Linked DNA regions of Mus musculus: all the other regions are linked to region 4. A link is a loop called in an ENCODE intact Hi-C map of the cell type or tissue named here. Cell type or tissue: heart. All regions are shown on one strand. Links, peaks and the distances in the headings refer to the core of each region. The heading gives the core; the rest is flanking DNA.

Region 1 (5,913 bases), core at 1,287-5,286, 61 kb after region 4:
TGGAGCCGCATGTGCTGTCTGTCTTGTTCATGATGTCTCGTCCATGTCTAGCCTCTTCCATCAGGCTAACAGAGGTGCCACACTAAAGGACAACTGGCAAGAGAAGGGTGGAAATCGCATCCCCACAGTAATCTTTGGGTGGGTCCACATAGGAAGCCTATAATACCCCTAGGTGCCCAACTGCCTCTTCTGGAACATGTACATACACACTGGGCATCAGAAAAAAATGATCTCTTAGGGTAAGCTATCGTTCTGGAAACCCTCTCCAACAACAACTTACAAGGTATACTCAGGATGTCCTGTCTACCCCAAACACAAATACATAAGCCACTTCATGGGACACAGAGGCACCACCCTTTTCTGAATCGGCCATTTGGAACCTCACGTCCTCGGTGATCCCAAGCCTTGGGCTGGGTGGAAGAGCATCACTGTGTCTCACTTAGGACTGAGTGATCAACAGTCTCATTCTCAGCCCTCTGACTGACTTCTACCCACTGCAAAAACAAAAGGCTGAGAGTAACACTTATGTAGGGGTGTAAACACAAGTCTTTAGAAGGCAGTTTGAAACTACATGCAATCAGGAAACCAGAAGTAGGCTCCTCCCTGGGTCTAATGATTGCCCCAGCCATGGGCTTTGAACTGACTTACAGCACTAGTCTAGAGTTCTGTCCTGTGGAGTAGGTCTCAAAACCAAGCAGAAAGTGGTTAGTTACCTCCACGACACTTATGCCACCATTATACGCAGGGGGCATCTTGCCTAGTAGGTTGGTATTGTAGCAGGCAGAGTTATTCTCACTTTAAAATGCCCTTAAATTTTTTTCTTTTTTTTTTTAAAGATTTATTTATTCATTTATTATATGTAACTACACTGTAGCTGTCTTCAGACACTGCAGAAGAGGGTGTCAGATCTCATTACAGATGGTTGTGAGCCACCATGTGGTTGCTGGGATTTGAACTCAGGACCTTTGGAAGAGCAGTCAGTGCTCTTAACTGCTGAGCCATCTCTCCAGCCCAAATTTTTTTCTTTATCAATCTATTTTTAGATTTTTATTAAAAATGTTTATGATACAATGTATTTTTTCTTTTTTAAAAAAATTAGATATCTTCTTTATTTACATTTCAAATGTTATCCCCTTTCCTAGTTTCCCCTCCGAAAACCCACTATCCCCTCCCCCCTCCCCCTGCTCACCAACCCACCCACTCCTGCTTCCTGGCCCTGGCATTCCCCTATACTGGGGCATAGAACCTTCACGGGAAAAAGAGCCTCTCCTCCCTGACTAGGCCATCTGCCCTTAAAATTTTTGTGTTCTAAAGGTCCCACTAAAAATTTCAAAACACACACTTTGAGGCCAATCAGAAAACATCTGAAATAGTCTAAGCAAGAAATGAAGACAAGCAGAGTAGGAATGGAGAGGAGTTGGACGCCAATTTAAGAAACCTTTCCGAGACAAACAGGGAAGAAGTTAATGATCGTATGATTGAAGATAGAAAGTTGGTTTATGGGTAACAAGACCAAGTTTTGTAGTAGCTTGGGAGTCTAAGTAAGAAGGGATATCAGAGACAGAAGTGTAAGTGGAAAAGAACTTCAGATAAAAAATAGAATGTGATAACATTTGAGGCTATGGTCCCTGTGGTCAAATCTGTAGTCACATAAGAACACGGTTTTCCTTTTTCAGCTAGCATAGCTATTTGGCAAAGACAGACTGATGTCCAAGTCCATTCAACAATGGAATTGCCTGCAGGTTAAAATAAGTGTGGGCATGTGGGACCCGATTTAGAGCGTTTCTCCCAGGAAGGTAAAGCCCCTGGACGTTCCCCAAGCTTGTTTTCCCTGATCTCTAAAAATACAGCCAGAAAGAAGCTCTTTGTTCTCTATAGCCAGCAAAAAGCCTTTGTTTCTATACTTTACAACCAGAGATGCCTGCCTTCCTGTGCTGAGGACACGGAGATAAAAATTCAGAAAGAACTCACTCCCCACTCCTGCCTTATAAATTTCACCAAGGATACCCAGAAGAGAAGAACTCTCCTCCCAACTCCTCCCAACTCCTCCCCAATTCCTCAGCTAGCTGTTAAAAGCCCCCTACTGTTACCACTAAGGGTCAAACTCCCCTGCCCTGCACGGAGGAGGGACATCGGGACATCGTCCTCAGCTAGCTGATAATAAAACCTCTTGCAGTTTGCATCAGGTGTGGTTTTCTCTCGAGTCACTGAGGTGCTGGCCAGCTCATCCCAGGACTTGAGCGGAGGCCCAGCTTCGGGGGTCTTACAGGCAAGTGCATGCAACTCGTTTTGTCCCAGATTCTTTCTTTAGCTATTGTTTCACCATTCAGTAAAGGCCAGCGGGTTGTTGTCTGGCCTTTAGAAGCTGCTACTCTAACCTAATATTCCTATTTATAGATGGGACTGCGGTGGGATTCTGAGTGTTGTGTAAACTAACTGAGATACTTCACGTGTGAGTTTACACGTAAGGATCCATAACTATCTGTTCAGTGAGAAGCTGACGTTCAACATTCTTGTACGTCTAAGGAGCAAGGGCAACAGTTTGTAAATCATGTAGAGACAAGACCTTCGGGTTTCCAGGTGACCCAGGAGGCTGCGGAAGTTGCCATCTTGCAGTTCCAGGCCGGGTTTCTTCCAACGTTTTGCAACTTTGGATCGTCTTGTGCATGGGTTGCAGCTTGTACATCTTTGGCCTACATTCCCCAGGCCGGGGAAACTCACCTAATTGAGACTTCTCACCTGGGCCAGGCTGTCCGATCCCCAAGGCAACCACATCAACTTCCGGTTTGAGGAAGTCTCCTGATTGGCCGGCGGCTTTATTTCCGGCCTGTGATCCATGCAGGCGCTCTGCTACCGTGAGGGACACCGCGCCTGCGCGGCGGGGAGGCTCCGCTCCCAGGTCACGCTCGCGCGGGCAGGTCCTGGCGTTGTTGGCTCCCGGGCCGGGCGGGGCCGGGCACCTCCCTGCACACCGGAGGCCTGGTGCACGGAGCACGGCAGGTGGAGCCGCCACACTGGAGTTGGAGCTGGAGTTCGGAGGGGCGGGAGGGCAGCGGCTCCTCCCAGCCGGCCCGGGCGCAGAGAATGAGTCAGAAGCGGTGGCCTCCGTGCGGAAAGGCCGTGCCCAAAGCGTGCTGCGCTGGTTCACCACCGTGGTGCTTTGTGCCGCCTTCCTGGGGCTGGTGAGAGCTGGGCCCAAACCCTCCAGGCCACGGCTGGAGCAAGCGTCCTGCAGGGAACGTGGTCTCAGTGCCCTGCATCGTGCGTGACCCCTGGTGTATATCGGTTAATCCTCCTGAGTCTCAGTTCTGTCATCTGGAAAAACGGGCAAAATTAATACGTTTCCAGCACGAGCAAGCTAAGTTTCCTCCGGAAAACGGGGAGATACAAGATGGGGAGCCTGCTCCCCTTCACCCACTCACTGAAGCTCTAAATTGATCCCAGAAAAGCAGCTTTGAGGGGGCCTGACCAAATCCAACCAACTGCTTTATTTCGCAGATGGAAAAAAGGGCCCAGAGAAGAAAGTGGCTTTTCTGGTTAAATGATAGTATCAAGGACATGTTGCTTACCCTGTACACGGCCCTATTTAAATCAAGCCTTTAGATACTTAAATGATTTTCTTCACTCAAGTGCAAGAACTAAAAACGCCATAAAGACAGTGTTCCCCAGTGTAGCACCTGCTGCTGACCCGAAATGTCCTTTTGTGGACCAGATGGCTGTAACTCATTGTGTAGATCAGGATGGTCTCAAATTTCAGAGATCCTCCTGCCCCTGCCTCCTGAGTGCTGGGATGAAAGCTATAAACCACTGACCTAAAGTGATAACTTTTGACTCGAGTGCTATGAGAGCTAAACCTTTGACGGAGTCCCTTCTGGTCCCTCAATTGGAGCTTCAGTTTCTTAAAATTATTTTGATGGGAAAGTAGGGAAGAAAGAAAGCGTTGCAGGTACTGGAGCCCCTCGTGTGTAACAGGTATTGCAAGTGATTGCAGGAAGATCTGAATGAACATGCTGTGGCCCTGTGTGCTCCTGGTCTTTGTTCTTGGTTGCTGGTGCTTGGGGCAGGGAAACCACACGTGGGTTGGAGCAGAACAGTGCAGCACAATCAGGTTTTGTTGTTTGTTTATTACGTACAGGGCGCTGGCTGGCCCAGGACTTCATGCTAGGCTTTCACCCAGCTGTGTCCCCAGCCCACAATCCACAGTTCTCAAAACTCAGAAACGTTTCCTTAAAGGTTTTTAGGAACTTCATCTAAAACGCAAGTCTTTAGTTCTTGGCAGTATCTTGTGTAACATCTTATTGTTAAAATCATTCTGTCCGTGTTATATTTTGCTAAGAAAGCCTTACAGCCCTTACATCTCCTGATAGCTTTGGAGTGTGAGGAAAACTGTAGATTAGATTATTTATCGTCAGCATTAGACAGTTCAAAGGGACAACTTCTTGTGTGCCAGAAATATTGGCATCTTAGTGTAAAAATCAAAATTTGGTGCTTGGTAATTAAAAATTTTTAGCAATTAAATTTCGTATTTATGCATGTAGCATATTTGAAAATATAAGTATATATTTTGAGAATAGTTTGTTACATTCTAAATCCTTGTGCAGATGGTGTGCGTCGAGGCCAGAGGTGTCTTGCTCAATTGCCCTCCACCTTATTGACAGGGCCTCCCACTGAACCTGGAGCTCACCCATTCAGCCAGACTAGCTGGCCGGTGAGCCCTGGGGATCTCTTTCCTTTTTCTTCGGTGTGGGGTTCTAGGCATGCTGCTGTTTCTGTGTGTCCTGGCTAGTTTATGTCAAGCCAACACAGGCTAGAGTCATCTGAAAAGAGAGAACCTTAATTGAGAAATGCCTCCACAAGATCTAGCTATAGGGCATTTTCTTAATTAGTGACTGATGGGAAGGGCCCAGCCCATTCATTGTGGGTAATGCCATCCCTTGGGCTGATGGTCCTGGGTTCTATAAGGAAGCAGGCTGAGCAAGCCAGTAAGCAGCACCCCTCCATGGCCTCTGCATCAGCTCCTGTCTTCAGGTTCCTGTCTAGTTTGAGTTGCTGTCCTGACTTTCTTCAGCGATGGACTATGGTGTGGAGGTGTAAGCCCTTTCCTCCCCAACTTGCTATTTGGTTATGGTGTTTCATCGTAGCAATTAAAACTCAAACTAAGACAAGTTGGTACCAGGATAGTGGGGTATTGCTGTGACAGGCCTGAGCGTGTTGTTTGGGATTGTGGAAGGACCATGCTGTTCTTGTAGGAATGGGGAAGATAGGAAATGTTGAGAGCTGGGGCTGGAGAGGTGACTCGGGTTTAGAGCACTGGCTGTTCTTCCAGAGGTCCTAAGTTCAATTCCCAGAGCCCACAGCTATAGCTGTCTATAATGGGATCTGATGCCCTCTTGTGGTATGCAAGAGTGCGTGCAGACCAAGTACTCATATACATGCCGACATCTAAAAAGAAAAACAATGCTGAGAGCAGTACAGTCGATGGAGGCCTGGCTTGGGAAGTTTCAGAGGGAAGCAAAGACTCCCAGGCCATTGGAGTTGAGAATCTGTGCCTTTGCTTTGCTGGGGTAATAGATGCTGCTCAGCTGGGCCTGAAGAGTCCATTCCAGATTGTCTGGGAAGTGTTTTCCCAGAGTCAGCACACAGGAGCTTCGTCCCAGGAGTGGCCAAGGTTGCGCCTCCTCTTGGCAGCCCACTGTAGTATAAGTCACCAGGTAGTGCTGTCTTTGGAGGCATTAAGGAGTCGTGGAGAAAAGCTGAGGCCTGGCACTGTGTGGTAGGGCTGGAGTCTATGAAGAGAGCCCAGGAGAAGCTATTAGTGAAAGCGTTGCAGCAGAAGACCCCCACATTTTGGAGATGCCAGTACCTTGGGATGGCCACCAAGATCAGTGGGTGTAAGTGGAGTGGAGGGGTTGG
Region 2 (5,913 bases), core at 971-4,970, 65 kb before region 4:
AGTGAAGAGACTAAAGCTCTTATGCTAAAGCCAGCAGCAGGAGGAGAATGAGAAGATAAATTGAGAGGGTTTCTTTTTCTTTTCTTTCTTTTTTTTTTTTATCCTTTTTGTAAAATGGAAGAAAATGAACCAATGGCTGTAAGTGGTATGTGCCTTTCCCCCCAAGATGTGAGAAATCGTGTGTGTGTGTGTGTGTGTGTGTGTGTAGAAATGAGTAACTTGAGAGAAGAAAACTGAGCCCACGATGTTCTAAATGATAGCTCCAACTCTGTGGCTACAGAGAGTCCTGGTTAAAATCATTGGGCCACAATACAAAACTAAAAGACATGAATGTGGAGAAAGGGACGGGGGAGGGGGGAGTGTGACAAAGAAGGAGGAAGATAAGAGAGGGTGGGGGTGAGGCCAAACATCCTGCACTAGTCACGTATGAAACTGTCAGAGAACATATGTAACCATTTTGTTAACAGGTTAAGGAAGCTAGAGTTATTTAATTTTGTGGAGAAAACACCATGCCATCAAGCGGTGGGCTTACCACTGAGGCAGTCATGGAGGTGCCATAGACCCCACAGCAGCTCAGGTGAGGGAAAGCTGGATTTTAAGATTTCAAAGTAAGCCATCACCAGGGATGATGGTTTGAGTGCTGGTATTCAGCCTGTGGAAAATAAAGTCTCGACAGACTTGAATACTGAGTCTTAGACCAAAGCCATGGCTGGAGGAGCTGACAGAATTGTCTGGGAGATCCATAGACAGCTGAGCATGCACAGACCAGAGGTATCAGGGAGTCCCAGCTCAGGGTGGACTGTTGGGAGAGGGACAGTGGAGTGTGAGGGTGAGCTATCTTTAGAATGATTTTTAAAAAAGACAGAAGACTCTGAATTAGAGATTTTTAAAAACCTGAATTTTAAGAGTCTATGTTTATATTTATCTATAAGAGACTGATAACTTTCAATCCTAAATCTGATACTGTGAGTTATAATTCTCAAGTTAGGCTTTATGAGTAAGTTAGAATCAGTTTGTTTTCACTTAAAAATTATTTTATCCTGCTTAGGGCCAGTGTAGAGGAATTTTAATCCAGCAACATGGCTGCTCTGGCCAGAGATCACATTAGCTTAGGAAAGGAAAAGAACAGGTCTGTGTGAATTGCCTGGAGGACACACTTTTAATCCCTCTGACCGGAATACAAACCTGTCTTTAGTGCACACCTTTAATCCCAATCAATGACATCTACTTGAGGGACAGACAAAGTGATGAATCAGAGAAAGAGTTGACAGAATGAGCCAGAGATAGGATGCACCCAACTGACAGGAAAGGAGCATCGAAGAGACTGGGGCTGGGCCAGAGGGAGTGAATCAGCTTAGTCCGTTCAACTCCTGCAGTGCAGTTGAGTTCAGCAGAGTTCATTCATGAGTTCCGTTCCATTTGTGCAGTGCATGCAGGCCAGCAGAGCCAGAAAATAAGGAGCCAGAAGATTAGAACAAATTGCCAAATTGTTAGAGGCCAAGCAGAGCGAATCAGTGGGAAGCTGAGAGAAGCCAGATTGAATCAGTCAGCTTGGAGAGGAGTTTGAGCCAGAAGAGCTGAGTTGAACCAGCCAGCCAGAGTTCAGAAAGAACTGGAAAGGGTGAGTTTATGCAGCAGCAAATCTAAAGCATTCTAGATTAGATTGTATCTAGGCTAAAAGTTTCCAGGCCTAGGGCTAGGGATACATAGAACAGAGAACGGAAATCCGTGGGCTCAGCCCAAGCTGTGTATTCGCACAGCTGTGTATGGCTCTCTTTTCATCCCATCCCATCATGAGGAAATAAATGTTTCTTTTACAGGCCAGTAACATTTTGTCTTTTTGTCGTATTTTTTATTTTCCTGATTTTCTCAGTGACCTGAGTGGTCAGCATGTTCTGGTATGTCAATATCTACTAGATTAAATGACATCACAGATTACAAACTTTTAGCCTTTTTAAAATGCCATTAAACATAATGACTTGTTCTGTAATTAAAATTAAAATTTATCAGATAATAAGCAACCTTTAACAGAAGTCAGGTTTTCTCCAAGTGGATAATTTACAGGAACATGGTTGATTTTGTTTGTTTGTTTTAAACAAAACAAAACATTCTTCCAGCTTTCTTCTTGACCATCTTATGAAAGAATGTTTTTCTCGGTATAAGTGATCAGTAATACAGAGATCAAGGAGGTTTTCAGGTGGAAAGAGCATTTTTCAGATAGATGATAAAGTTACATTGTTGTGTAACTTGAGTATAGCAAACGGAACAAATCCCGACAGCTGTACAGCCTTTCTCAGGCATTGCCAGGCTCTAATCATTTGTGGAAATTTGAACTGCCGTGCTTTTGAAACCACAAATTTGAACCCACACATGTGTCTTGAGCTATTTGGCCGTTGACTAGGCCCGTGATTGCTGACTGATCTTGGGGAACTGTATGTTCTCTCTGTGCTTGGATTCTCTCTGGACACCCGGGCTAAGGTGAGAAAGGAGCGTGGGGAGGATTGATGTGGCTCCAGGAGCCTATTCCGGAGCTTCAGCAGGTATCACTAGCCTGAAAGTTGAATAAAAGACCTGGAAAGCTCAGGTGTGGACGGAGGGTAGGGGTGGGGCGTGTAAAGACGACCTCCCAGCTAGCACTGGCGTGTTCCCTCAAGAGTTAGCAGCACACTTTATAGAAGCAGTAGCTAGGCTGCAGTAGCAGCTCTAACACGCGCTGAGCTCCGTTTCCTAGGCAACCACCATGACTTCCGGTTTGACTCCAGGTTGGCTAGTGGCCTGACTCTGTCACGGGAACCGCCACGATTCTGCAAGATGGAGAGTGAACATAACTCGGTGGCCAGCTGGGGCCAGGGTCGAAGTCCAGCCGCCGGAGGTCTTGAGTCAGGACGGTCCCTGGGGACAGTGCTATCAGGAGGGACCTCGGAGACTGGAGGAGCCTGAGTGCCGAGCCCCAGAGGGTGCACCGGCCCCCAGTAGCTCTCCGCAGCCGCCAAGCTGGAGCTGGACGTGAAGACCGGGAGCGTCGGGCCGGTGGCTGCGGCACAGAGGCTCCACCAGGCGGAGACCCGGGCGGAGAGCGAGCAGGCCACGGTGGCTTCCCGGCGGAGTGGCCGGACCAGGAGCGTGCTGCGCTGGTTCTCCACCGCGGTCATGTATGCCGCCTTCCTGGGGCTGGTGAGAGCCGAGGCTGCACCCCTCCCAGGCTGGGGCGCGAGCCTCCTGCAGGGGACCTGCCCTTCCCAGCTGGACTCTCACATTCGCTGCCTGCATGTTGTGTGACCTTGATCGCTGGGGCTTCAGTTTCATCCGCTTAACACATAGGCACTATTCTAATCACCGAGGGTCACTGTCAAGAGCGCGGGTGATTTTTGCCTAACATGATTTCCCCCTACAATCTATCTTTGTAGGGCTCCTCTTAGTACTAGGGAGACAAAAAAAGAGAATGCCAGGATCTGTAGCCACTGTCCCCTACACCTTAATTATTATACAGAGAAATACTTGGCTGGGGTGGGGGCTCTCTTTCTAGTGGCTTGATTAAATTACACCAACTGCTTGATTTTTACAGATTTTACAGATATAATGGCAAGAGCAAAATGACTTTTTCTTGTTCATACAAATGTTTAAGCGGTTGAGTCAAGCGCAGCCCTTACTCTGGTACAGCCCTCTTCAAACTAACTTCCATTGTATAAGTGATTTTCATGGAGCAAAGTACAAGGCTGTATGCGCTTTTTACAGATCCTGGAGCTACCCCCAATTCAGTGTTTGTGGCAAAGCTCCCCATTCCCTATCACTTCATGGTTGTAGGCCAACAGGGTCGAGAGGGTGAGTCCCCAGAGGAGAATAGCTTACTCTCTTCTAGACTCTGAGCCACACTCATTTCTTAGATTGTACTAATGGGACGGGATAAAGAAATCCCTGCAGATGCTTACTGAGCGCTCGCTCCCTGGGCTGGGTTTTGAGTCTTTGGAAGACGTGAAGTGTTTTCACTCTTCGTGTGTGAGCTACTTATTGCGAACCTGCGCTCACTCTGGTTCGTACCAATGCTGTCTAGGTAAGGTGCACAATTAACTTTGGAGCACAATGGTACAATTAGAATCGGTAGTTCTTGAAATGTAAGTCAATTAGAAGCTTTAGTTAAGGGATTTCTTCTAAGTTCCAATTTATTAGCCTGTAGGTCTTGTTACTCCTATTAAAAAGAAAAAGCTGGAAAAGTTCATTTTTGCTTCTTCTTTATACAAAGTGATGTTGCAGGAACATCTGAGTCAGGACTTAAAGACAGAACAAGAAAGTCAAGTTCAGAAGGAGCAGATTTTGATAGTAGGTCAGTTATCACTGTTGCCCATTTCTGGGCAGTGGCAGCCTAGTGGGCTGAGTGCCTGTCTGCTCAGTCCCTTTCTCCTGAACTTTGTCTTAGTTTGTAGTTTGTTGACGTTAAGGTCAGTTACAGTGTCCTACCCAAGAGTCTCTTTCTATTTGGTCCATTTGTGGAATTGAAAATGTCAATGGCAGGTTATTTTTCATAGTTCTTTAAGCTTTCCTCATGTTTTGTTACATAAGTTTCTATGGGTACAGAAAAACATTCATGACTCTTGAGGTAATACAGTATACCCGGAGTCAGTTACGATAGCCCCTAAGAGGATAGTGCCAAGACACTGAAATGGACCAAGATCAAACAATACACTTCATGCAATAGGTGCTCAATAAACTTAGACTCCCATTGGTCTTGGCTGGTATGACGGTGGTTAAGGTCCACAATGGCTGTAAGAGTGATTGCTGATGTAAAGAAGTGTCCAAGTTTGGCATGGTGACACACACCTGCAATCCCAGCACATAGGAAGTGAGGTAGAAGAATTAGGGTTTAGGACCATCCTCAGCTATATAGAGAGTTTGAGGCCACCCTGAGCTACATGGGGCTCTATCTCAAAAACAAAACAAAAAAAAGGTATCTTTTGTTTTCCTGAAGAAAATCATTAGTTCAGTAAGTTCTACATCCATCAACACTGTATGTAGTCTGAAGTCCTATGTATTAGAATTAAGAACATCAAAACTGTTCTGAAGCACGGCTGAGGATAACTGCAGGAAGTCTGTAAGACTGCACTGAGGCACAACATTAAACTAGAAACTTTGGAAGCTTTTCATGGCAAACTGAAAATCAGCACTTAAGTTTTACCAAATTTCAGCCCTACTGTGACATCTTTTAAAGTCAGACTAAACTTTCAAATGCTGTGAATTACGCAGACATTCTCTCACCCCCGAACTCCTTCCCCCACACCAAGTTTGTCCAACAGTTTGAAATGGCTGCAGAAGTCAAACCTTTAAAAGGTCAAAATTTACTCTACACTTTTCTTATGGGTTAGTATTTTCCATGGCAAGAAACCAAAACTACCAGATAAGAGGTATTTTAAAACCAATGACTAGTTGCTGGAGAGGTGGTGCAGCGTACTGCTCTTGCAGGGAGCACCATTTGTTCCTTAGTACCTAGGCTGGGCTGTCTATAACCCCCAGTGACTCCAGCTATGGAGGGACCTGATGCCTTTGTCCTTCTGGGGACCTGAGTATCTCCTGTGCACAGCACATCTGTACACATAATTAAGGAATAGTTAAATAATTAAATCTGTAAAAAAATATTTAACAGGCATTTGATTGCTTTTTTTGAAATTAGCAGAAAATAACAGACAAAAATCTCCCAGGATTTTGTAAGATATTGTTCCTTAGATTTAAGTTTATCTTCTAGAGGAAGAAAAACTCCATATCAATTGACTTCTTTTGTGCTTTCATGGTTCCTTGATAATCAAAGAAAAATTTAAATAAATTATGGTTCATGTTTCCTGCCTTTAATAAAAAACTAAAAGAAATTTTCTTTCATCCTTTTACTCCTCCCTCCTCTCTCCTCCTCCTCCTCTTCTTCCTTTC
Region 3 (5,913 bases), core at 1,195-5,194, 250 kb before region 4:
TCGAGACAGGGTTTCTCTGTGTAGCCCTGGCTGTCCTGGAACTCACTCTGTAGACCAGGCTGGCCTCGAACTCAGAAATCCTCCTGCTTCTGCCTCCCGAGTGCTGGGATTAAAGGTGTGCGCCACCACACCCAGCTGTGTGATGAGTTTTAATTCTTTGGGGTCTACACAAGGGAGTATGATGTCTGTGTTATATGACATCTCTGTGTCTGGCTTGTTGAGCAACAGTGAGAGAGTTTTCTACGGTGACTGCACTACACGAGATTCTTCCAACCAAGCATGAGGGTCTAACCTGCCCATTTGCTGTATTAACCTAACAGGTGTTAATGGCTCACTGTGGTTTGGGTTTTTATTCCTCTGATGACTAGTGATGTTAATTTTTATTTCATGTGCTTATTAACCATTTGTATATCTTCCATGGAGAATGTTTATTAACAGAGATTTTGTTTTGTTTGAGACAGGGTTTCTCTGTAATGGTCTGGCTGTCCTAGAATTCACTCCTTAGACCAGGCTGGCCTCAAACTCATGGACATCCATCTGCCTCTACCTCCTGAGTTATTAGCTGGGATTAAAGGCTTGTGCCACTAGGCCTAGCTACTTATATTACTTTAAAGGGCCTAGTCATGCGGTGGCCAAAGGTAGCAGCCCAAACTGGAAGTTGTGAATTTTGTTAACCAAGTAGATACACTTTCCAAAAAATAGTGTTTCTATTCCTGCTCTGGGTCTCCTTGCTTTCTCTTGTCCTAGGTTGATGTGTGTCCTCACCTATTAGAGACAGGTCTTACTGTGTGCTCAACCAGGGTAGTCCTCACATAGTGTGCTAGCCTCCTTTGTCTCCATGGTGACTGCATTCCAAGAGTTTCCAAAAAGGCCTTTGGCTCTCACACATCCAGGTACGGGACTTTCTAAGCTGTTTTCTGGACTGGCTGCTAGGGTTTTGGTTCAGGGTAACTAAAAACTGCTTTTGATCCTCTCAAAGGTCGATTCTTAGCATTGTAAAGCCAAACCTTACTTCCTTCAAGTAGTCTGGTTGTATCTGAAAATATGACCTCCCTGCCAGGTCTTGGTAACATAATCACCATTGTTAGTTGTATTGTTTCCAAGCTTCACGAGCTATAGATAGCTTAGCAAATACACTTTCTTAAATGTGCCTGTTTGGTCAGGGTCCAGGGTTCCTAGCCATAATCAGTAAAGTGAACAATAATTTTTATTGTCTCATCGTTGCTAGAACTATAATTTTAAAATATAAATAAATATATATATAATATACATATATTATATAGACATAAATTTAAAATATAATGTTTTATAAATATAAATTCAAACATATCATATATTATATATTTTATAATTTATATATTTATAAATAAATATTTTATAAATATATACATTTTATATATAATGTATAATAAAATTTAAAGTTACAGAAGCTTCCAGCTAGGATGGCAGACTGGAATGTGTCTCTGTGAGACCCACTGAATATGAGCCACAATAAAAAAGGAAAAATGAGCGGGGCTGTGTTGAATTGTGCCTTTAATTACATCCGTTGGGAGGCAAAAGCCTAGAACTCAGAGTTTTTGCCAAACTATCTATATAGCTCATGGAAGCTTGGGAAAGATACAGTTAGCAATGGTGAGTATGTTACCCAGACCTGGCAGGGAGGTCATATTTTCAGATACTTGAAGGATCTAAGGATTAGCGGAGTTCTAGGCCATCCTGGTCTGCAGAGCCAGTTCCAGGACTGTCTGGAAAAATTAAAAACAAAACAAATAAATAAACAAACAAAAAGCAAAACCGAACAAAACTAAGGTGGATACTGGAAAGATGGCTTGATTGTTAAGATCACTGGCTGTCTTCTAGAGTCCCCGGGGTTCAATGCCCAGCATACAACTAATTCTAGTTCCTGGAGATCCGGTGCCCTTTCTGGCTCCCCACGGGCAAAACGCTCACTCACTTGAAGTAAAAATAAATAAATCTAAAAGGATGGGAGAGCAAGCTTCAGAAATCCTTGAAGGTATTGATAGGATACCTGAAAGAGCTGAGAAAAAGATGCATGCTGTATGGAAAAGAAGGCAAGTCTTAGTCCCGCAGTACGTAGCCCTAAATGGGTTACATCTGAAACGTAAGCCGGGTGGCCCTGGTTAAGAGACTAGCTACCCTACCCTCACGACGAGTGCACAGCCTCACAAAGCCTCATATCCAGCTGAAGACTGTAATAAACACAGAGGCACAGAACAGCAGCGGAGAAGCATCCTTTGTATCACTTTGTATGGCTTACAAGGATTGGGAAATGTACCGACTGGAGAGAGAGCCACTGTTTGAAACGGAGCTACCTTGTGTGCCTGAGAACAAGAAACAAGTAAAGCCAGTTTATTCTGCCGCAGCTATGGGACTAGAACCTGTCTAGGGAGCAGGCAGAAGGGGCTGGAGCTCGGACTGGTTGATAAGTGGGTGTGGCAGGAGGTTGAACTCAGGCGGTCAAGCTCCAGGAAAAGGGCCCCCCACCCTCAGTAACTGAGCAGGCTTCACCTGCTGAGACCAACCCGGAGCTGGAGCTTGAGCGTCCTGAGCCGGAGGAGGTCAGCTGGTAGATAACTCTGAAGCCACTATCTGAGGAGAGCCTGGAAACTGAAGGCCCAGAGGTCTGTCTGTCTGTCTGTCTGTGCGGACCCCAGCTGCATCCCTCCAGCAGGGTGGTGAACATACAAGTGGTCTGAAAGATGGAAGTCAAGTACAGAGCACAGTACAGCCTTTACATCCCACACCCACAATGCCCTCGGGAGACACCTCCAGCTACCACAATAGCCACCAGGGGGTGTACACTGGAGTATTTCTCTACAGAGAAAAACTTGCCCAGCCCACAGACTGCAAAGCTAAGTATGGCCAGTAGAGGTCCCCTGTACCCAGAAAGTGACGGCTCTGGTGGCCATGGGTACTGAATACAGGCTCAACGCCAACCTAAACCACACGAAAGGCAAGAACCCTCAAGTCCAAATGACCTTCCCATCCAAGCGTATAAAGAGTAGCTTCTAGTTTTTGAAAACTTTTAGAAAACCCTTCAACTGTTGAACTCCAAGATGGAGTGACAGATGAAGACTTCAAAAGTTCATAAGGAGGGCTAGAGAGATGGCTCAGTGCTAAAGACCACTGACTGCTCTTCCAGAGGTCCTGAGTTCAATTCCCAGCAATCACATGGTGACTCACAACCATCTGTAATGGGATCTGATGACCTCTTCTGGTGTGTCTAAAGACAGCTACAGTGCACTCTTATACATAAAATAAATAAGTCTGTCTGTCTGTCTTTCTTTCCCAATTTTTTATTAGATATTTACTTCATTTACATTTCAAATGCTATCCTGAAAGTCCCCTATACCCCCCCACCCCCCCACCCACTCCCACTCCCACTTCTTGGTCCTGGTGTTTCCCCTGTACTGATCCCCTGTACTGAGGCATATAAAGTTTGCAACACCAAGGGGCCTCTCTTCCCAATGATAGCCGACTACATATGCAGCTAGAGACACAAGCTCTGGGGGTACTGGTTAGTTCATATTGTTGTTCCACCTATAGGGTTGCAGACCCCTTCAGCTCCTTAGGTACTTTCTTAGCTCCTCCACTGGGGGCCCTGTGTTCCATCCAATAGCTGACTGTGAGCATCCACTTCTGTGTTTGCCAGGCACTGGCGTAGCCTCACAAGAGACAGCGATATCAGGGTCCTTTCAGCAAAATCTTGCTGGTGTATGCAAAAGTGTCTGTGTTTGGCGGCTGATTATGGGATGGATCCCCGGGTGGGGCACTCTCTGGATCATCCATCCTTTTGTCTCAGCTCCAAACTTTGTCTCTGTAACTCCTTCTATGGGTGTTTTGTTCCCAATTCTAAGAAGAGGCAAAGTGTCCACACTTTGGTCTTTGTTCTTTTTGAGTTTCATGTGTTTTGCAAATTGTATCTTGGGTATTCTAAGTTTCTGGATTAATATCCACTAATCAGTGAGTACATCTCATGTGAGTTCTTTTGTGATTGGGTTACCTCACTTAGGATGATGCCCTCCAGGTCTATCCATTTGCCTTGGAATTTCATAAATTCATTGTTTTTAAGAGCTGAGTAGTACTCCATTGTATAAATGTACCACATTTTCTGTATTCATTCCTCTGTTGAGGGAAATCTGGGTTCTTTCCAACTTCTGGCTATTATAAATAAGGCTGCTATGAACATAGTGGAGCATGTGTTCTTATTACCTGTTGAAACATCTTCTGGATATATGGCCAGGAGAGGTATTGTGGGATCCTCCAGTAGTACTATGTCCAATTTTCTGAGGAACTGCCAGACTGATCTCCAGAGTGGTTGTACAAGCTTGCAATCACACCAACAATGGAGGAGTGTTCCCCTTTCTCCACATCCTTGCCAGCATCTGCTGTCATATGAATTTTTGATCTTAGCCACTCTGACTGGTGTGAGGTGGAATCTCAGGATTGTTTTGATTTGCATTTCCCTGATGATTAAGGATGTTGAACATTTTTTCAGGTGCTTCTCAGCCATTCGATATTCCTCAGTTGGGAATTCTTTGTTTAGCTCTGTGCCCTATTTTTTAATGGGGTTATTTGGTTTTCTGGAGCCCATCTTGAGTTCTTTATATATATATTGGATATTAGTCCCCTATCTGATTTAGGATAGGTAAAGATCCTTTCCCAATCTGTTGGTGGCCTTTTTGTCTTATAGACAGTGTCTTTTGCCTTACAGAAGCTGTGCAATTTTATGAGGTCCCAATGTCAATTCTCGATCTTGCAGCACAAGCCTTTGCTGTTCTATTCAGAAATTTTTCCCCTGTGCCCATATCTTCGAAGCTTTTCCCCACTTCTCTTCTGTAAGTTTCAGTGTCTCTGGTTTTATGTGGAGTTCCTTGATCCACTTAGACTTGACCTTAGTACAAGGAGATAAGAATGGATCAATTCGCATTCTTCTACATGATAACCACCAGTTCTGCCAGCACTATTTGTTGAAAATGCTGTCTTTTTTCCACTGGATGGTTTTAGCTCCCTTGTCAAAGATCAAGTGACCATAGGTGTGTGGGTGTAGGGAGCGGGTGTGGCGGTAGTCCCAAGATGGCGCTCGAGACTGCAGCCAAGTCTTATGACTTGCACCTGACTTCCTCATACACCGGAAAATAATCCACGTCCATCGTGAGAGCTGCGAAGGCGCACCATGACAAAAGATCAGGCCATTTGACGAAGGCTAATGAACTGAGATTACGCGGACTGGGCTGATGGGGCGTGGTTGAGGGGTTGTATAAGGGATTGCGATTGGGGGCTAGGAGAGATTCCTGCTTGCATGTTAAAAGGTTCCTGAATAAACTGCTTTGAGAAGAACCCTGTGTAGTCGCTCTTTTCTGCTGGTTCGGAGACAGAAGCGACATGTGGGTTCATTTCTGGGTCTTCAATTCTATTCCATTCGTCTACCTGTCTGTCGCTATAGCAGTACCATGTAGTTTTTAATCACAATTGCTCTGTAGTACAGCTTTAGGTCAGGCAAGGTGATTCCACCAGAGATTCTTTTATCATTGAGAAGAGTTTTTACTATCCTAGGTTGTTTGTTATTCCAGATAAATTTGCAAATTGCCCTTTCTAATTCGTTGAAGAATTGAGTTGGAATTTTGAAGGGGATTGCATTGAATCTGTAGATTGCTTTTGGCAGGATAGCCATTTTTACTATATTGATCCTGCCAATCCATGAGCATGGGAGATCCTTCCATCTTCTGAGATCTTCTTTAATTTCTTTCTTCAGAGACTTGAAGTTGTTATCATACAGATTTTTCACTTCCTTGAAGTCACACCAAGGTATTTTATATTATTTGTGACTATTGTGAAGGGTGTTGTTTCCCTAATTTCTTTCTCAGCCTGTTTGTCTTTTGTGTAGAGAAA
Region 4 (5,913 bases), core at 956-4,955:
ATTCAAAAAATATTTGTGGACAGTGAATAGAAAGACAGGCCAAGAAATATCAGGTATGGTCAATGCAAGGACACACAGGAATTTCGGAATGTCATATAAAAGGCAGCACCTCTGGCCTCCCTCCGTTCCCTAGATAACCTGGGCGGTTCGCAAGAGTTTCTACCCCCAAGTTTGAGCTTCTACCCTCAAGTTTGAGCTGGTTAGCTTTTTTCTTTTTTTTTTTTTTTTTTTTTTTTTTTTTTTTTTTTTTACTTCTTTTATTTTATTTTTTTTTCCATTTTTTATTAGGTATTTAACTCATTTACATTTCCAATGCTATACCAAAAGTCCCCCATATCCACCCACCCCCACTCCCCTGCCCACCCACTCCCCCTTTTTGGCCCTGGTATTCCCCTGTACTGGGGCATATAAAGTTTGCAAGTCCAATGGGCCTCTCTTTCCAGTGATGGCCGACTAGGCCATCTTTTGATATATATGCAGCTAGAGTCAAGAGCTCCGGGGTACTGGTTAGCTCATAATGTTGTTCCACCTATAGGGTTGCAGATCCCTTTAGCTCCTTGGCTACTTTCTCTAGCTCCTCCATTGGGAGCCCTATGATCCATCCATTAGCTGACTGTGAGCATCCACTTCTGTGTTTGCTGGGCCCCGGCATAGTCTCACAAGAGACAGCTACATCTGGGTCCTTTCAATAAAATCTTGCTAGTGTATGCAATGGTGTCAGCGTTTGGATGCTGATTATGGGGTGGATCCCTGGCTATGGCAGTCTCTACATGGTCCATCCTTTCATCTCAGCTCCAAACTTTGTCTCTGTAACTCCTTCCATGGGTGGTTAGCTTTTTTCAACTTGACACAAACTGGTCACTTGGGAGGAGACCTTAATTGAGGAAGTGCCTCTACCAGGTTGGCTTGTGGGCAGGCCTGCAGGAACGTTTTCTTGATAATGATTGAGTTGGGAGAGCCCAGCCAGCTGTGGCAGATGGCTGTGGGTGTGTAAGGAGACAGGTTAGGTAACCAATAGAAAGCAAGACAGTAAGCAGCATTCCATGGGCCATGGGTGTTCCAGTTTCTGATCCAGGTTCCTGCCTCAGTTTCCCTCAGGCATGAGCTGTAAAGTGTGAGTGAAATATGCCCTCCTCCATGATGCTTTTGGTCATGGTGTCTACCCTGGCCACTGAGACGGGCACCAGAACACAGTTCTCAGCCTCCATTTCTTCATACAGATTCCTCTGTTATCTCCTTGCTTTCTGAAGTTTGAAATATTTGCAGTTGTTGAGACATGCTGAGAGCTGAGGTTGCTGGCAGCCCAGTGTTTTTCAGCTGTTACCAGCACACTAATATGAAACTGTATAAGCAGCAAGAATACCAAGAAATTGAATATGTGATCCTCCCAGTTTACCCTCATCCATTCCCCCATCCCTTTTAGAGTTGTGTTCCTTTAAATCCATTAATGAAGTTGCATCTATGATAGTCCTGTCCTCTGAAGTTCCTCCAATGGCTGGATCCATATTTGAAATGCCACAGCTGATGTCATGTGGATTAGAAGCAGCAACAGCTGATCAAAACGACACAGGTCATGACAATGCACTACCCCAATTCCTCTTCTCTCTCTCTCTCTCTCTCTTGTTTGTTTGTTTGTTTGTTTGTTTGTTTTTTGAGACAGGGTTTCTCTGTGTAGCCCTGGCTGTCCTGAAACTCACTTTGTAGACCAGGCTGGCCTCGAACTCAGAAATCCACCTGCCTCTGCCTCCCAAATGCTGGGATTAGAGGCGTGAGTCACCGCGCCCAGCTCCTACTTCCTCTTCTCATAGCGAATTTATTTCTGAACATCTGTCCATTCCTGAGAAAAGCGCCTTCACGTCTGTCCAGACTGCCATCTACAAGGATTACTTAATTCTGAAGTCTTTCTAAAATCCAGACAATCAAGAGGTCTTTCATCGGGCCCATTACACAAGGAGCTGGTTTTTGATCTAGAGGTTTTAGAAGGAGTTGACCAAGGTCAAGATCTGTTAGCCTTGAAAGTAAAATGTCTTGGGTTGGGGAGCTCGTAAGTAGAGCACCTCAAAATGTTTTCACTGTTTCTACATAGTCCACTCCAGGTCTTGCACCGCTTCTAGAATTTGGAACGTGGACTCCTTGTTCCTGACCAGAAATTGGGCGGTGGTACTTTTACTTTTTCTGTGGCCTTCATCTGCATCCAGCTGCACTCCATTTAGTACTGCATTCGACTGGTCTCTGCCATCTTGGCCACAGCGAGAGAAGGAAGCGCTACTTTGCTGTTCTGTAATAACTACCGGTTGCTATCTGCTCTAACTTAGTTCACTGTGCATATGCTGGGCTTTGCGTCTCTTTCCGTTCCCTGGACCTGCTGGAGAGTTCCAGGGCAGGACAAGGCAGGGCAGGGCAGGGCAGGGCAGAGCAGGTAGTCCTGATTATGCTAGATGGCTCCAAGTGGTTCTGGTAGGCGCTTTTACAGTTCCTTAGCAGAACATGCTAGTGAGGTTAGAGAGACGCAGGCACCTACAAGCTTCGCACTTTTTTGCTTTATTTTTCAGACAGGATCTTTCTACGTCGACCTCCCAAATGCTGTAATTAAAGGTCTGCCTGCCACATTTCTTCTCTTTCGAAGCTGCACTTCCAAATTTCTCCGCCACGCGGCACCCATCAGTCAGCTGATGTCTGAGGTTCTGAGCAACAAGAGGTCTCCCGGGTAACCACGTTTCGCTTCCAGCAGGAGACCCCGCCCTCACTGGGTGGATCCTTCTTTAGTATCACGTGCTCACACTGGCTTGTGCAAGATGGGGCTTGAACGTCTTCCTCTTGCAACACAGGCATGTTCGAAGTCCAACTTTCCTTGACCTAATATCAGAAAGGTTCCTGGGGCAAGGTGGCACTAGGCGGAACCTACCGGATCTAGAAGGACGTTGAGTTCAGAGCTCCAGAGAGTTTGCCGAAAAGCTCGGCAGTGGCAAACCCAGTAGCCTGGAGTCGCCAAGCTGGAGCTGGAAGTGGAGTTCCGGGGTTTCGGGGCCGCGGCTGCTGGGCAGCGCCTCCTCCAGACCGAGACCACAGCGCAGAATGACCAGAAGGCGGTGGCCTTCCGGCGGAGTGTCCGCGCCAAGAGCGTGCTGCGCTGGTTCTCCACCGTGGTCCTGTATGCCGCCTTCCTGGGGCTGGTGAGAGCTGAGGCTGCACCCCTCCCAGGCTGGGGCGCGAGCCTCCTTCAGGGGACCTGCCCTTCCCAGCTCGACTCTCACATTCGCTCCCTGCACGTTCTGTGACTTGGCACTTCGGGCTCATCAGCTGTCTCATGGGCGCTATTTTAATCACTGAGGGTTGCTGTCCAGTTCGAAATTAATCGCACTGTTTTCTAACTGCAGCAAACTTTCCTAGCATTGCCTGGGTCTGTAGCCACCGCACTCTGAACTATTACTAACTCTACAATAAACTGATTTTTTTTCTAGCACTTCCATTTCTGGGTGGCCATCCACTTGGTTTTACAAATAGGCCCAAGAGGAAAGCGGCTTTTTCTTGGTCACACGGGTGTTTTAATGGTAGAGCCCGAATGTGTCTTACTCTGCCCACGATTCTATTGAAATCAATCCTGCTGCACTTCAGACATTTTCATAGAGCAAAATGTTACATTGGAAGTGCTTTTCGCCAATCCCTGTGTAAACTGTGAACATTTCTCTGTTACTTGGTAAATGTGATCAGGGGAAGTTAGGTTGGGTTCCCCCAAGAGAAAGCTACCCCCGGCCCTTTTAACAGCTTCTCAAAATTGGAAAGACTGACTGAAACCTTAAACACAGAGAAGCTTTCCTGTCAACTGATTAATTGCTTGGTGCAAACAGGTTCTCAATTCATTGCACTGTTAGACACGTTTAGCTATTCGTAACAAGAAAGTCTGAAGATGGCCAGGCTTGCCACCACCATTCTGTATGTCTGCAAACCAGCCGAGCTGCCCCTGCTACCACAGACATGACACCTCTCTGAGAAGTTTCCTTAAGGTATCATTTACCAACAACACCATCAGCTATTTTGACATTATTATTATTATTGTTGTTGTTGTTGTTGCTGTTGCTGTAACTGAACCCAGGATCTTATCCACTTAGCACACATGCAGTTGCAGCTGATCTGTACCCAGATCCTCAGCTGCCCTTTTTAGTACTTTATTTTAATACAAGGGCTCTCACTATGTGGCCTTGGCTGACCTGGAACTTGCCGCATAAACCAGGCTTGCCTCAAATTCATAGAGAACCACCCACCTCAGCCTTCTGAGTGCTGGGATTATAAATTCATGCCGCCACACTCAGCTTCACCGCTCTTTGGATAGTAGTAAAACTCAAGGAGAAATTAGATATAACATTGTATTTTACTAAACCTACACATGAGCTCACAACATGGGCAAGAAGATCCAAAGCTTAATTTTGTTCCACTAATTGAGGAACATAAATGTTCTCGTTTATCTTTCCGAGAGCGCTTTTCACATTTCTGAATAGGGAGATTTGATTTACTACACAACACACAGAATTTCCCCAAACTTAAATCTTAGCTTAAAGAACCATACAACAGCACCACCTATTGCCCAGAGTGAATTCAGAATTATCAGGACTCACTTAACATTCATGGCATGGTTGGAACTAATTTTGGAAGCTCGCTTATTGCCTACTGCATGGCCAGAACTAACTTTGGATATTGGCTACTTTGGTATGACTGTGGGAAGAATGGGAATCTCAAGGAAAACTATTCAGAAGACAAGAAAGAACTATGTCAGACAGCAAGTTCTAAATGAGCAGAGAACCTGGATAGAGTCGAGAAATGCCCCATAGACCAACCTTGGGCCTTGGGGACTGAAGAAATATGGCTTCCTAGGGTCCCTGGAACTCAGTCACATTTGTTCACTCCTAAGTCTGTATATCTCTTGAACATGGTCCAGTGGGAAACATTTTGTGGTTCCTTAGCATGAAATAAAGGCACATAGGATCACATAGCAGAAAGATCTTTCCTGAAGTTAGTGTGACCACTACATGTGACAATAGATCATGTGTGCTCAAAACCAACCCCTGCAGACATCGCTGAGACTGGTTTCCTGTATTTGCTGATGACTAAGTTATTAATTGCAGAGTCAGGGCTGTATTCCCAGTAAGTGTATGAGGCACAGAGTAGTGCTGTCCAACATATCCAAGAGAGCTTTCTCCTCTTCCTCTGGGGTCCTAGTGATGGATTAGATACACAAAGCCACATTGGCCATAGTAGCAGTGTTTCCTGATTTGAAGGTATTGATTAGTCCATAAACCCAATAGCTGCTGATTTGTCTTTGTGTTGTTGTTGTATGACATTAGCCTTAGATAGCCTCCATGGTACTATGTATCTTCACATAAGGAAGTGGAAAGGGATCAGGAGAGTTGGTGATAGGAGAAAAGGTTTTTCAGTAACAGATCAATCTTGATCCATGAGTTAAGCTGTCCGTACCAAGGATGTCTTCTGTTTCTTGGGGGAAACAATCCTGGTCAGGTTTGCTATAAGGTTGCCAAAAGATGTTTAGTTTCAAGAGTCTTGAGAGTTGTCCATCAGGGACTGAGGGCATTAATGTTTTGTGATACCAGAGCAAACACTAGTATGGTCTCTTCCAACAGAGGAAGCCACTTAATGGTGTCATTTCTAAAAGACTATTGTTCAGGATCCAGGTCGTGAAAGTACAGGTCATCTTCAGTGGGCTGCTACAGATTTCTTTCACTTGGTGAATATGCTTTGGCCTTAACTCCTGAGTCACATCACACTTCATTTGAATGGAGTGAGAGATACTTGGAGTCTATCACCAGGGGTGTGGCCCTGCAGGGGATTTGTCACAAGGCTTAGTAAGTCTGTGCTCTCCTATGTGAGTCGATCCAATTGCCACCAATGGGTCACACCAGT
Region 5 (5,913 bases), core at 1,057-5,056, 82 kb before region 4:
GTGCAACAACATTATGAACTAACCAGTACCCCGGAGCTCTTGACTCTAGCTGCAAATGTATCAAAAGATGGCCTAGTCGGCCATCACTGGAAAGAGAGGCCCATTGGACACGCAAACTTTATATGCCCCAGTACAGGGGAATGCCAGGGCCAAAAAATGGGAATGGGTGGGTAGGGAAGTGTGGGGGAGGGTATGGGGGACTTTTGGGATAGCATTCTAAATGTAATTGAGGAAAATACGTAATAATAAAAAATATTTAAAAAAAAAAAGAAATGCCCCAGATGTAAACCTTAAAAAAAATCAAGCAAAAAAGCTGGTCAAAGACAATAATTTTTTTGTTTTTGTTTTTAAAGACAATAATTTTAAGACGCAAAAAATTAGAGAAATTGGGGAAACCACCAAAATTAAAGAGCCTGGACTTCATTATGTTAATTGTTCCATGAAAACATTATTAAGTAAAATTGAGTGTGCCAAATACTGTACGAGATTGTCAAGTTCCAAGTAGTTACTGCCTGTGTGTTAAGTTTAAACTCCAGAGCTGGTCTTCTTGACAGCAATTAGTATTGAAAAAAATAGGAAGAAAAATAAGGTGTGTATCTATGTCTGTTGTAATTATGGTGAGGTAGCTGGAAGTTTGGTCTGTGATTTTAGTAGTGAAGGGCATTGAATTTGAACCAGGCATGATAGTTCACACCTATAGCATTCAGGAGATGGAGGCAGGAGGATTATGAGTTTGAGACCAGCCTGGATACATGATATCTATTTCAACCAAGCCAAGCAAGACAAAACAAAAATTAATTAGTATAGTTTAGTTTTCCTGGAGTTTGTTGGATTGCGACTGTTTCTAAGACTATCAATGTTCCTTTCATAGTTGTGGACAGAACAGAAAGATATCTGTAACTAGGAATAGTAGGCTCTTAGGCTCTGTGTCTCTGAACCGCTGCCTCCTCTTCCTGCTTCTTAAGTAGAGACTAGACCTTTGCTTGAGCTCACTGTCCTGGGGGCTGTTGGCTTCTGGGGTCATCTCTCGGAGCATCTTAATATAACTGAGGCATCGTGTGGCAATAGAACCTGGCTAACTTTTGGATAAAAATAACTCCTTAACTCTTTGGCTACTTGCTACCTTTTAGACATTTTGGTTATGTTTAGGCCTTTTGTCTCAAGCATCAAAATGTCTTTTACTTGTTCAGGATCATAGAAAGCGAGAGTCTGGTTGTGTCAGTTAGTTTTAAGTCAACCTGATACAAGCTAGGGTGATTTGGGGAGACAAACTCTCAGCTGAGAACATCCTCTGTAGATTGGCCTATAGGCATGTCAGACAGACATTTTTTTGATAAATGATATGGAGGGGTCCATCTCACTGTGGGCAGTGCTACACTTGACCAAGCCAGGAAGCAGCATTCTGCTTTCTTTGATGATGAACTGTGGTGTGGAACTGTAAGCTGACGTAGCCCCTTTCCTCCCTAAGCTTGCTTTCGGCCATGATATTTTATCTGAGTAACAGAGACCACGGCTCAGACAGACCGTACTCTCTTATGCATCTTATTCACTATTGTGAAACTACATTTATGCTTTCATTGAAGTTGGGTCAGTGAAAAAAAGACATTTCAATTTTTTAAAAGTGGGAGAATGGAAGATTTTATTCTTTCAGTATGAAGCTGGGTTTGTTGCTACACACTATAATCTCAGCCCTTTAGATGTGGAGACAGGAAGGTTGTATGTTTTAAGACCAGAATATCTATTCTTGCCTGTTTTGGTACCCACTGTACTTTTAGACATACAGTTATTGTACTATCAAGACTACGCAGCTGTTTAACACAACGGGGTCAGAAAAGCCACCTGGATTATGACTGTTTTTAAGTGTTTCTTAGTGCTATGTCAATAGACAGCGTGTGTAACGGCAGTGGTGAAAGCTGCCATTCCAGAGTTGGTTTCAGTCACCATTCTTCAGGAACTGCCCTGCTTCCAACTTCTAGCACACACCACTGGCCACCACACCCATTCTTTTTATGTGGCTGCATAGCGTCTAACTCAGGATCTCATGCTTTTATGGATGAAAACTGAAAACTGCCATTGTGAATCCCACCCTCTCTCAGGTTATGCACCCCTAGAGCCCTTAGGTTGTAACCAAGCTTGGTGTGGTGATGGGTTCTGTCCACTTGACACAAACTGCAGTGGCCAGAGAAGAAGAGACCTCAGTCAAGGAATCACTTTCATCAAATTGGCTGTGAGCGTGCCTGTTAGCGTGCCTGTGAGCGTGCCTGTGAGCGTGCCTGTGAGCGTGCCTGTGTGTGTGCCTGTGAGCGTGCCTGTGAGCGTGCCTGTGAGCGTGCCTGTGAGCGTGCCTGTGGGGCGTGCCTGGGGGGCGTGCCTGGGGGGCGTGCCTGTGAGCGTGCCTGTGAGCGTGCCTGTGTGTGTGCCTGTGAGCGTGCCTGTGAGCGTGCCTGGGGGGCGTTTTTTTCTGACTAATGACTCGTGTGAGGGCCCAGCCCCTGTGAGACTGCATCCCTAGGCAGGTGGGCATGAGCTGAATAAGAAAAGTAGCTAAGCAAGACCGAGGAAAGGAAGCCACCCTCAGTTTTAGTGCCTGCTTCCAGGTTCCTACAGGAGCTCTGCTTGGCTTCCCTTAATATAGGAAACAAGGCTTTCAATCTGTAGTAACAAACTTAAGGTCAGTTTAGTGAAAATGAAGCCATTTTTAGAATACCAGTCTGCAGAAAAGGACACCAGCATGAAGATAGGCAAAAGTGGCTGACATGACAGTTAGTGCAAGACAGTGAGGTTAAAAATTCCTGATCTGGAGAAACCCTGCTCTCCTTTTCCCATCAGCTGTTGACCCAGTTGCACAATCTTTCTAAACTATACTATCTAGTCCAAAGACTATCTATCTATCTATCTATCTATCTGTCTATCTGTCTATATGTACATACACACGTATTTACACATTTGCTACAAAGCCTTAGCTAATGACTCTTCTGGGGCTCAGTCACATGGCAGACTCCTGCAGTTTCCCAACTCAGTTCTAAGACAAGCAGGTAGCCCCTGGGGTGGAAGGCAGCACCTCTTGCTTCTCTACGACTCTTTGAGCTCTAAAAGCACCTCAAATTGAAAATGGACCAGAATGTTCTAGTCCTCACTCTGGCCATGGAGTGTTACCTGGAGTATAAGCCAAACAAACCCTTTCCACCCCAGCTGCTTTGGTCTTGGTATTTACCACAGCAATAGAGAAGCAAATTAGGACTGTATCCTATAGGCCAGTAGGAGGGAAATCAGAAGGGAAGATGCAGTGGTGCCTGCTTCTGTCTCTCACGTCCCTGCTTTGTTGCCCTGCTGCCACTGGAGGGCACCTGGCAGGAGCGTTCTGTCCACTCTGAGCCGCTGTGCATGTGGACAAGCTCTAGGCTAGCTCAAGTGACCCGTGGAGAGGTCAGAACAGTGCCTTGTAAACTAGTGTGTGTGCACAAGCTTTCTTCTGATCATCCATTTGGGATTTTCTAAGGCTTAAGACAACTTTCAGGAATTGTTTCTTTCCTTTCCCCATGGAGTCCTGGGCCTGGAACATAGGTTCCCAGCCCTGGTGACAAGAACCCATGTGTGATGGGCTCTTCCTGGCTCATTGTTTTCTGTCTGAGGTGGGCTCTCACCATATACTTCAGGTTGGCCTTAAGCTGTCAGTTCTCCTACCTCCATTTCCAGGAATGTAGAACTTACCCATAAAGTATAATGGGTTTCATGGGTTAAAAAATAATCAAGTGCTTGAAGAATAAATGTGGGCATGATCTCTCTAAACTTTATAATATCTAGTCCAAAGATTTATTCATATGTACATATACATATATGCATATTCTTTAGTCTTTATATATACATAAAATATATATATATAAATTCTGACTAAAGAATGTGCAGGCAGGTAAGGGGAGTTACTATTTAAATGGTTATGCTCTTGCTCCCTAATGAAAATAGTAAGGAAATATGATGGACTCAGTGAAGTTGATTCTGTGTTATCAAAGGAAGAGGGCAATTTCCCGAGAGCAGAGTTAACGTGAAGCTGTCTGTCCTAGGTTCTCTCCTTCTTCTTCATTGGCCTGATGTCCATGATGATTCCCCTGTGCAGCGCCTTCGGAGCCCTCATTGCTGTCTGCCTTGCCATGGGTCTCTTCGATGGATGCTTCATTTCTATCATGGCGCCCATTGCCTTTGAACTAGTTGGTCCTCAGGATGCTTCCCAAGCAATTGGATTTCTACTTGGATTCATGTCGATACCCATGACTGTAGGCCCTCCTATTGCAGGTAAATATAACAATTCTTCTATAGTAATTATACTAATTAGTAACATTTCCTACTTTGGATCCTAAACCTCATTTATTTGTAAAATATATCATTAATAGTCTCTTGTGAGCTTTCTCCATCTCATTTTGTTTGTTTGGTTTTTGTTTGGAGTTTTTGTTGTTGTTGTTGTTGCTTGTTTGTTTGATGGGTTTTCAAGATAGAGTTTCTCTGTGTAACCCTGGCTATTCTAGACCTAGGCTGGCCTCAAACTCAGAGATCCGCCTGCTTCTGCCTCCTGAGTATTAGGATTAAAAGGGGTGCACCACCATCTTCTGGTGCCTCATTTTTAATAAGACCATCTGTTGACAGTAGGTTAAAAACGTTTGTTGGGAACAGTCTGCGAGTATGTGTGTGTGTGGTTTTTGGGGGGTGGGGGTGGGGGTGGGGGAGTCTGTTAAGTCCAGGGCCTTGTATATACTAAGCAAGAACTTGCCACTGAGCTACATTCCCAACAAAATAGTACTTGTTGGGGCATTATGGGTGTTGAAACTTGGGCATGGGGTATACTAAATGCATATTCTTCCATTATGCTATGCATTTAGCCCCTACTTTTTCACAGTTCTGTTAGTATATATGTTAAGCAAATGGAAACATAAAAATGAAGATTCTGATAGAGTTCTAAGCATATACTACTTTTACCTAAGAAAACATACTCCTTGAAAAATGGTTGAAGAAAATTACATTTAGTGGAGAGAACTTGGTTGTCTATCAAAACATAACTATAAAAATAATGTGGTGGTACAGATCTATAATCTCCATATTCAGGAGGCAGAGGCAGGAGAAGAACTGCAAGTTCAAGACCAGCTTGGCCTGCATAGTGAGTCCTAGGAGAGCTATGGCTGTGTATAAGACTTGACTCCAGGGGGCTGGAGAGATGGCTCAGCTGGTTAAGAGCACTGACTGCTCTTCCAGAGGTCCTGAGTTCAATTCCCAGCAACCACATGGTAGCTCACAACCATCTGTAATGGGATCTGATTCCCTCTTCTGGTGTGTCTGAAGAAAGCTACAGTATACTCACATACATAAAAATAAATAAATATATCTTTAAAAAAACAAAACAAAACACTTAACTCTAGTCAGCCCATAGCCAAAAAGAAAGACCCAGAATCTACCATCCATGCAATGGAGAGGGATACTATTCAGCCATAAAAGTACTAGAGTGGAACACTGATACACACTACCAGGTGAATGAGTGCCACGAACATTACGCTAGTGAGCAAAGCCAAGTATGAGAAGGTCATATATCTCATGATTCCACTTAGATGAACTATCCGACATCTCCATAGAGACAGAAAACAGGTTAGTGAGTGCCAGAGACTGGGGAAGGACTTGAGAGGAGTACTTAATAGGGATGGAGTTCTGTTTGTTTTTTAGCATCATGGGAAGTAGATGTAGCATAGAGCATTGTGAGTTTACTACTTGCCACTGAATTGTTCACTTTCAATAGCTGACTTCATGTTAAGTAAGTTCTACCTTTAGAAGTCTTCTAAATAACTGAGTGATGTCTTACTTGGGTACTGGGTACTGAATTAGATTTTTCAATACAATTAGGATAAAGTTTTAATTATATATAGTTATGTTGCA

The links. Hi-C counts contacts between places; a loop is a spot of excess contacts. Peaks named below come from ENCODE experiments on the same cell type or tissue, not always from the same donor. Only the 100,000 strongest peaks of a DNase experiment are listed, where the experiment ranks them.
Region 1: a loop joins it to region 4, with 3 times the contacts of the local background. A loop is called at or near these places in 13 of 42 quality-filtered maps.
Region 2: a loop joins it to region 4, with 2.5 times the contacts of the local background. A loop is called at or near these places in 9 of 42 quality-filtered maps.
Region 3: a loop joins it to region 4, with 2.8 times the contacts of the local background. A loop is called at or near these places in 22 of 42 quality-filtered maps.
Region 5: it touches region 4 in a loop (15-fold over the local background); 5 of 42 quality-filtered maps call a loop at or near these places.

The regions. Positions count from the first base shown.
Region 1 is chr10:39,896,183-39,902,095 of GRCm38, reverse strand. It overlaps Mfsd4b4 (major facilitator superfamily domain containing 4B4), which reads left to right and starts at 2,890. Exons shown (of 5, transcript NM_001384225.1): 1 at 2,890-3,182. In heart, for the core only: a CTCF peak has its summit at 3,122; a DNase peak (open chromatin) is centred at 2,835; H3K4me3 peaks cover 1,543 bases; H3K27ac peaks cover 1,507 bases.
Region 2 is chr10:40,022,154-40,028,066 of GRCm38, reverse strand. It overlaps Mfsd4b1 (major facilitator superfamily domain containing 4B1), which reads left to right and starts at 2,799. Exons shown (of 4, transcript NM_144821.4): 1 at 2,799-3,174. The coding sequence starts at 3,151. In heart, for the core only: a CTCF peak has its summit at 3,052; a DNase peak (open chromatin) is centred at 2,896; H3K4me3 peaks cover 1,275 bases; H3K27ac peaks cover 1,067 bases; H3K27me3 peaks cover 690 bases.
Region 3 is chr10:40,209,570-40,215,482 of GRCm38, reverse strand. No RefSeq gene overlaps it. Among named protein-coding and RNA genes, the nearest start is that of Rpf2, 35 kb to the left of the region's middle. In heart, for the core only: a CTCF peak has its summit at 2,845 (motif pointing right); a DNase peak (open chromatin) is centred at 2,862; H3K4me3 peaks cover 434 bases.
Region 4 is chr10:39,957,130-39,963,042 of GRCm38, reverse strand. It overlaps the pseudogene Mfsd4b3-ps and a transcript of Mfsd4b5 not described here. Among named protein-coding and RNA genes, the nearest start is that of Mfsd4b5, 27 kb to the left of the region's middle. In heart, for the core only: CTCF peaks have their summits at 2,651 and 4,582; a DNase peak (open chromatin) is centred at 2,732; H3K4me3 peaks cover 1,236 bases; H3K27ac peaks cover 857 bases.
Region 5 is chr10:40,038,976-40,044,888 of GRCm38, reverse strand. It overlaps Slc16a10 (solute carrier family 16 (monocarboxylic acid transporters), member 10), which reads left to right. Exons shown (of 6, transcript NM_001114332.1): 5 at 4,062-4,290. Among named protein-coding and RNA genes, the nearest start is that of Mfsd4b1, 17 kb to the right of the region's middle. In heart, for the core only: a CTCF peak has its summit at 3,337 (motif pointing right); no DNase peak of the experiment used is centred there.